2 separate regions of the Homo sapiens genome follow, and region 2 is linked to region 1. The links are chromatin loops, found by intact Hi-C in ENCODE. Cell type or tissue: adrenal gland. All regions are shown on one strand.

Region 1 (4,000 bases):
ATTACAGGTGTGGGTCACTGCCACTGATCAGGAAATAAGTTTTAACCAGGAAGACATGAGGCATCAAGAGAGAGAAACCAAAAGGGTGAGATGGGTGGGTCTTAGTTAAACCTGTGTTAAAATGTCTGCCACTTTAATAGCTGGGTGAACCTCGGTTTCCTCATCAATAACACTGGGATAATCATACTTCAGAAAGCCTAAGGAATAAGAAAATCCCTGTAATGAAAATCCCTCACTACAAAGCCTCCACTCAGATACCATCAAAGACCAGTGGGAAGAGTGCTTATGAGAATTGGAAGAAAGAAAAATTTCAGAGGAATTCAGAAATCAAATGCTTTGGGCTTCACCTAAAGGTGACGCTGGTCCCCCTGGAAGGGAAGAAGCTGAGCACCCAGGGTCGCTGGTTACCTGCAGCTGTGAGTGGTGGTACATCCACCGGAGGGCAGCCGAGGTCACACTGGGGGCGCTGGCGCCATATGCGGCCTGCAGGGCCTTCTCCACCAACGCAATGGCCTCGAAGTGGTGCTCCTTCCAGAAGCTGTGCAGAGGGGATGTTAGCACAGGGGTCAGTACCATGGGGGTCACACTGGGAGCCGCAACCAAATAGCCATCCAGGACCACTGCCCCACCCCACACCCTGCAGCCCTGAGGGGCGGGTGTCCTCTCTAGTCATAGGTCTCCCACTTTGCTGGGCATCAGAACCACCCAGGATGCTGGGCCCCTCAGCAGAGACCTCAATGGATCTTTACTCCTGAGGACTCAGTAGCCTAGGGACTTCCCTAGGGACACGAAGGCTGCTCAGATGGGGCAGGATTCCCTCCTGGGCTCTCTTTTTGCTTTTTGATACATGGTCTTACTCTGTTGCCTACACTGGAGTGCAGTGGCATCATTATGGCTCACTGCAGCCTCAACCTCTTAGACTCAAGTAATCCTCCTGCCTCAGCCTTCCAAGTAGCTGGGCTACAGACAGGTGTGCACCACCACACCTGACCACTTTTTTGCATTTTTTTTTTGTAGAGACCATGTTGCCCAGGCTGGTCTTGAACTCATGAGCTCAAGTAACCCTCCCACTTCGGTGTCCCAAAGTGCTGGGATTACAGGTGTGAGCCACCATGCCTGGCCCATCCTGGGCTCGCTTTTTGCTTCCCAGCAGGTGATTGCTCAGGAACGAGCTATGACTTCAAGACCCCAACATCCAGGGATCCTCATTTCCCCCCCAGAGGTCTCAAGACAACAAGAAAACCCACAGAGGGCTTGGGAATTCCTGAAGCAATGCAGGGGAGGAGATGCAAACAGCAAAGGAAGGTCTTACCTCAGGAACAGCCCAGGACTTCATTCCACATAGATTTGACCCCACCCCAGCCATCCTCACCAAGCCCACCCCCGGCTCACCGATTCCTGTAGGTCTCAGCCCAGCTATTCCCAAAGAAGCGGCCCACAGGCTGTTTCCCGTCCTTGTCCTCATACTTGTACTTGCCAGTCAGCAGGCCCCCTGCGGGAAGGCAGCAATCAGCCCCTGGCCCCAGAGTGCCCCAGAAGCTGCCACATCCCTCAGGGCTCTGGTCTAGGGGAGGGGCAGGGACCCAGGAGGGGCTGAAGAACACAGCCCAGCCTCTTGTCAAACCCTCCCTGCTTCATAAATTCTGGGCTGGGCATCTGTGGGTCAGGAATAGGCTGAGACAGGGTCAGGAATGCTCCACGTACCAGCCAGAGGGTTGTAGGCATAGAACCTCAGTCCAAAGTGCCTGAGGCAGGGGAAGAGCTCCGTTTCCACCTGCCGGGTGGTGGCGTTGTACATGCCCTGCAGGGAGAGGGACCCCGGGGACAGGGTGGACATGTCAAGAGAAGGAACTGTTGCCTTCCACTTTCAAACCTCTAAAGCAACACCGGCCCAGGACTTCAGCAATATTCTAACATCACTACTGTTAGTAGGGGATGGAGGGAAGGTGTTGGGCCCAAGGACAGAAAATTGAAGTGGAATGGTATCTTTCCACAAATATCTGCTGTATGAACTCCATGCTGGACACTGGTTACAACCACAAGTAGGTATCACAAAATCCCTGCTTCCAGGAGATGTTTACTCAAGTTTAAAAAAATAGACAAGGAAGGCAGTTAATTACAATAAAGTTAGGTTCTACAATCAAACAAGGAGCTGGAAAGTACTCGCTGAATGTATGAAGATGAGATTTGGAGACTGGAGACTCCTATGGGGCTGTCTAGAAAGGCTTCCAGAGGAGGAGACCTCTATGTAAGGCCTGAGTGCTTCTCCCAGGGAGGAGGGCAGGGGAAATGTGTTCCAGGCTGAAGTATGAAAGGAGGTGGGGAAGGAAGGGTCCAAGGTGCACAGATAGGCAGGAAGGAAGCAGATGCCCAGTGGCCAGGCTGAGGAGCTTGAATGGCATCCTGAGGGTACATGGGAGCCATCTGCAGGCTTTCAGCAGGGGAGTGGCTGCTATGCAGACGGCACAGGGGGCAGTCAGGGGGGCAAAGAGAGCCCAGGATTAGCAGGAGTCCTGGAGACCTTGGCCTCTGCAGCCCCGGCCCTCACCTGGTACACAGTGGGCAGGATCCAGCCATTGCTCTTGCAGAGGGTACAGATCTCGGCCACTTCCCAGCTAGCATAGTTGGAGAGGCCAAGCTCCACGAACTTGCCCTGCATGGGTGAGGCTCCAGTCAGAACGCAGTGTAGCCCAGACCAGGAAGGGGAGGCCAGGGTGGGGCCCCAGGGAATGGGGCTATTCCCTGCCCCACCCTGGGACTGCCCTGGTGCCTCTGCTCTCATGAGTAGGATCAGGATAAAGAAAGGAGCAGGAGCCCACCTTTGGAGCTCGGAGGGCCCCCTCACCTCCTGGTGCAGCCGCTGGCAGGCATGCAGCGTCTCTTCCACCGGGGTGCCGTGGTCAGGTGCGTGTAGGTAGAAGAGGTCCACTTGGGGACACTGCAGCCTCTTCAATGACGTCTCCAGCTGGGACCGGACACTGTCAGGCTTTAGTGATTTTCCATCCCAAGGGTTGGCCTTGGTGGCAATTTTCACTTGGAGAGAGAATGGAATGGTTAAGTGACCTATTAGAGCCATTTGCTAACCATGTAACCCTGGCTAAATTACTAATATTCTCTTGGCCTCAATTGTATGATCTGTAAAATGGGGTGATAATAATCAAACTGTCCTCATTGGGAGGTCCTGGGGATTAAATAATGTCATATATGTGAGTTCTCAATGTTCACCTATTAGAATAACTATCATTAGTCACCAACCTGCTGGCTGTGCCAGGCCTTGCACTAGAGACTGAGTATGCAGAGATGAACTGAACACAATGGATCTCTGCCCTCCTGGAGCCCTAGAGGATGATGGTACAATATGGTAAGCACAGGAGGGAAAGGCACACGATGCCAAGGAGCCCAGATGAGATGCATGAAGCCAACTTGGAGACTCCAGGGAAGGCTTTCTCTAGGGGATCACTCCCAGAGTCCCAGCCAACAAGGAAGAGCAGGAAGTACACTCCAGAGCATGGGAACCCATGCAAAGTCAAAGAGGCAAAAAAACACTATGTGAGGCTCCAAACCTTCAAGTCTAAGTTATAAGAGCATAAATTCTAGAGCAAGGAGCAGTGGGACGTAGGACAAGAGACAGGGACAGACCTCATCCCAAAAGTTCTTAAATACCATCCCACTGAATCTGAACTTGATCATTCCAGATTTTGTCAGGGTGTGAACCGGTCACCTGTGTTCACACTTGGCTGCAGTATAGAGAAAGAAGTCAAGGGGGCAGGCCTGGAAGAGTTTAGGAAAGCGAAGCAGCCACATAAATGTGGCCCAGTGGTAGAGATCAACTTGAGAGCTTAGAAGGCAAACTGAGCAGAATGTAATTATAATTCTCCCCTCCCCTTCCTGACTCACAGAAGCATGAGCATATATCCAAACACTGTAGGGACACATCGCTATGACAACAGTGTTCTGCATCCGAGCAGCTTGGAAATGAGTTAATTCTGCACTATTCTTT
Region 2 (4,000 bases), 50 kb before region 1:
GTCAGACAGCTTGAGTCTGGGAGCTCAAGAGCAGCCTGGGCAACATGACAAAACCTCATCTCTACAAAAAGAAAAGAAAAAAAAACTAGCTGGACGTGGTGGTACGCAGCCTGGGCAACAGAGTGAGACCCTGTCTTTAAAAAAAAAAAAAAAGAGCTGGGAGATTTACCAGGTGTAGGTGACTGCACCAACCCACTGTCTGTACAGCTTCTGACCTGCCAACCTGGGCTGCAGGCTGGGTGAAACAGTCTCCTCCTGCACAATGACTCCACTCCTAGAGGCTGCCTCATGGTGGCTTTGGCCAGCACCACGTGCAGAGCAGTACCGATCAGCTGCCTCCCCTTATAACAGAGAGGCTCCATGTGTTTCCATGTAGCAGGACCCTTCCTAATGTGGGTGAATGTTTCTAGGTTAACAGCTGATGATCAGTTCCACTGTTGGTCATAAATAAGTGAGAGACCTGGAAAAGGCCGTGGGGTGTAGATCCATGGCTCAGCCTCCCCTGTGGTTAGGGATCCTAATTTCAGTAATGGAGGTAGGAGACAACCAAATTAGAGGCCTCCAGTTCTTCCAGTTTCCATAGTTGTCAGGGGCCCAGAGCAGATTCATTCTCATCTGAGGCCAGAGTAGTGCCCGTTGTATGCTGCTGCTTGAACTCAGAGCCTCGTGAATTGTCCCACAGCTTCGGAAATGTGTGGACACCTACAAGTACCTTTTCATCTTCTCTGTGGCCAACATGAGGAACAGCAAGCTGAAGGACATCCGGAACGCCTGGAAGCACAGCCGGTGAGCGGGCAGGGGGAGGAAGGCCCTTCTGAGTGGGGACCCGGCCAGGCTGCTCTCAGTCAAAGCACAGGAGCAATTTCTGACCCTTTAGGTGCCTGGGTCATGCCGCTGACACCTTAATAAGGACAAAGTGCTACCTGCCACTGAAGAGCACTTCCTTTTCACTGTTAAAGCTGGTCTTGGGCAGGGTGCGGTGGTTCACGCCTGTAATCCTGGCACTTTGGGAGGCTGAGGCAGGGGGATCACCTGAAGTCAGGAGTTTGAGACCAGCCTGGCCAACATGGCGAAACCCCTTCTCTACTGAAAATACAAAAATTAGCCGGGCATGGTGGCAGGCACCTATAATCCCAGCTACTCAGGAGGCTGAAGCAGAAGAATCACTTGAACCCATGAGGCAGAGGCTGCAATGAGCTGAGATTGCACCATCGCACTCCAGCCTGGGTGACAGAGTGAAACTCCACCTCAAAAAGCAGATTTTGCACTGAGCTCCTAGGGGCAGGACTTGGCAGTTGCTCAGGAGATGTTTGAGAGGTGGGCCTTTCCGGAGAAGTGGCCCTTTAACCCTGGACTGTGGGCCATTTAGGAGCATCACACCAGTTTTAGAATGTCAGTAGGGACACTGCGACACAGACAGTGACCTGGGAGCAGGATGCAGGAGCCACATGGCAAGTTTCTGTCCTGGGGCAGGTGGCTCTGGTGGTGGTCTCTTGCCGCACCAGCTCTGGTTCAGGCTGTTAACATGCCTCCCGCATACATCCAGATAGAGAACTGGTACATGATGCTCGTGATGGGCTGGGAGACAAAATGTTGCCATGTCAGGAGTCTGTGGGTGGGAACATAATGAAAGGGACCCCAACGTGGGGACAGTGTGGCCAGGCAGCATGGAGAAGTGGGTGCCACTGGCTCAGCCTGGGCCTGAGCTCACTGGGGACCGGAGCTACTTTGCATGTTGCTGAGGGATGGGGAGGGCAGGGCTCTTCCTTCACAGAATGCTCTTTCTCTTGCTTGGTAGGATGTTCTTTGGCAAAAACAAGGTGATGATGGTGGCCTTGGGTCGGAGCCCATCTGATGAATACAAAGACAACCTGCACCAGGTAAGTCTCTGGCCCTCACGGGGTGGAGCTAAGGCAAAGCCGCCCTCTCTCCCACTACTCCCATGTGACAGCCTCCCCCAGCCATTGGCAGGCCGGAGGCTCAGGGAGAGCAGGGCCTGGCTTAAAGCTCTGGGTTCTCCCTTCACCTCCGGACCCAAGGAATAGCAGCTTCCTGCCTCCCACTCCTTCCTGCTATGACAACCAAAAACGTCTTTAAATGTTGCCAAATGTACCCGGTGAGCAAAAACGTGCCTAGTAGAGAACCACTGCTCTAATGTGACCAAGCTGTCCTCACTCCTGATTTGTAGGTCAGCAAAAGGTTGAGGGGTGAGGTGGGTCTCCTGTTCACCAACCGCACAAAGGAGGAGGTGAATGAGTAAGTACTGCTGAGGAACGGAGGGAAAGAGGCGGGTGAGAGGGGATTTCAGGGAGGGAATGATGCAGGAACTTCGTTCCATATGTGGCATCAAGTTGGAACTGCTCCTGGAAGCCTGTCACTGAGCTAGTGGCCTGGGACCACAGCCCTCTCTGTCCTCTCCAGCATGGTGCTCTGGGCTGGCTGCTGGCCAGCAGCCAAGGTCTGTGATGGGGGAAGGCCCAGGGCCACGGGACACTTGGGGGAGCCTGACTCATGGGCTGGTGGCGTGGCCAGGAGCATCTCCTCCTACCACTTCTCTTTTCCCTTAGGTGGTTCACGAAATACACAGAAATGGACTACGCCCGAGCTGGTAACAAAGCAGCTTTCACTGTGAGCCTGGATCCAGGGCCCCTGGAGCAGTTCCCCCACTCCATGGAGCCACAGCTCAGGCAGCTGGGCCTGCCCACCGCCCTCAAGAGAGGTATGGGCAGCCCTGGAGCCAAAAGGTCACAGCCTAGAGTCCAAGAGCACGGGCCTGCAAGCTCATCCCTTTCTAGCTGAGCAAGTTATTTCTACAAGCTTCCATTTTCTCATGAGAAAATGGGGCTAAGAGTGCATGCCTCACAGTGGGGGTGAAAGCAGACAGTAACTTACAGCCAAAATGCAGCCCTTGAGGCCCATCAGGGGCCTTGCGCTTGTTTAAAAAAAAAAAAAGTCAAAAAATTAGACAGCCATGGTGGTGTGTGCCTGTGGTCCTAGCTACATGGGAGGCTGAGGCAAGAGGATCACTAGAGCCCAGGAGGTCGAGGCTGCGGCAAATCAAAGGGACCTCAGGGAGACAGCCACTGCCCAGTGTGTGTTGGAGCCGTGGGGAGGGCAGGTGGCTGACTGGATTCCTCCCAACATGACCAGGGCAGAGAGGGCTCTGCAGGCCTCTGGGCCAGAGGTAACTGAGAGCCACCCTCTTCTGCAGGTGTGGTGACTCTGCTGTCTGACTACGAGGTGTGCAAGGAGGGCGATGTGCTGACCCCAGAGCAGGCTCGCGTCCTGGTGAGTCTGGCGCCTTGCGGGCTGTTGCGGGCGGGGTTGCTGGCTTTCCTCTGCCTGCTGAAAATGCCCCCCTGCACTTTGAATACCTTCATTCCTCCTGATTCTTTGTTCCCTTTGTCTCTTGCAGAAGCTTTTTGGGTATGAGATGGCTGAATTCAAGGTGACCATCAAATACATGTGGGATTCACAGTCGGGAAGGTTCCAGCAGATGGGAGACGACTTGCCAGAGAGCGCATCTGAGTCCACAGAAGAGTCAGACTCAGAAGATGATGACTGAAAGGGACTCGGGACTGAAGGTCTCCTGGAAGCTTCTGGGTCTCACTGGACCATCAGGACTGCTGCCGCCCCTCTGGAGAGAGCAGCTTTTTATTTGTCTGTAGACAGGGAACATGATGGGCACTGACCTCCTGTAAAGAATAAAACTGTGGGCCGGGCGCGGTGGCTCACGCCTGGAATCCCAGCACTTTGGGAAGCCGAGGTGGGCAGATCATAAGGTCGGGAGATTAAGACCATCCTGGCTAACACGGTGAAACCCCGTCTCTACTAAAAATAGAAAAAAAAACTAGTTGGGCATAGTGGCATGTGCCTGTAGTCCCAGCTACTCAGGAGGCTGAGGCAGGAGAATCACTTGAACCCGGGAGGTGGAGGTTGCCGTGAGTTGAGATTGGACCACTGCTCTCCAGCCTGGGCAACAGAGTAAAACTCTGTCCCA

What was found. Hi-C counts contacts between places; a loop is a spot of excess contacts. Peaks named below come from ENCODE experiments on the same cell type or tissue, not always from the same donor. Only the 100,000 strongest peaks of a DNase experiment are listed, where the experiment ranks them.
Region 2: a loop joins it to region 1, with 2.4 times the contacts of the local background. A loop is called at or near these places in 32 of 110 quality-filtered maps.

What each region holds. Positions count from the first base shown.
Region 1 is chr1:19,305,610-19,309,609 of GRCh38, forward strand. AKR7A2 (aldo-keto reductase family 7 member A2) reads right to left here. Exons shown (of 7, transcript NM_003689.4): 2 at 2,846-3,033; 3 at 2,549-2,653; 4 at 1,705-1,801; 5 at 1,393-1,492; 6 at 409-538. Among named protein-coding and RNA genes, the nearest start is that of AKR7A2, 4.5 kb to the right of the region's middle. In adrenal gland, no CTCF peak of the experiment used is centred here; no DNase peak of the experiment used is centred here.
Region 2 is chr1:19,255,266-19,259,265 of GRCh38, forward strand. MRTO4 (MRT4 homolog, ribosome maturation factor) reads left to right here. Exons shown (of 8, transcript NM_016183.4): 3 at 683-786; 4 at 1,799-1,880; 5 at 2,189-2,256; 6 at 2,568-2,719; 7 at 3,212-3,288; 8 at 3,416-4,000. The coding sequence ends at 3,565. Among named protein-coding and RNA genes, the nearest start is that of MRTO4, 5.5 kb to the left of the region's middle. In adrenal gland, no CTCF peak of the experiment used is centred here; no DNase peak of the experiment used is centred here; H3K27ac peaks cover 1,298 bases.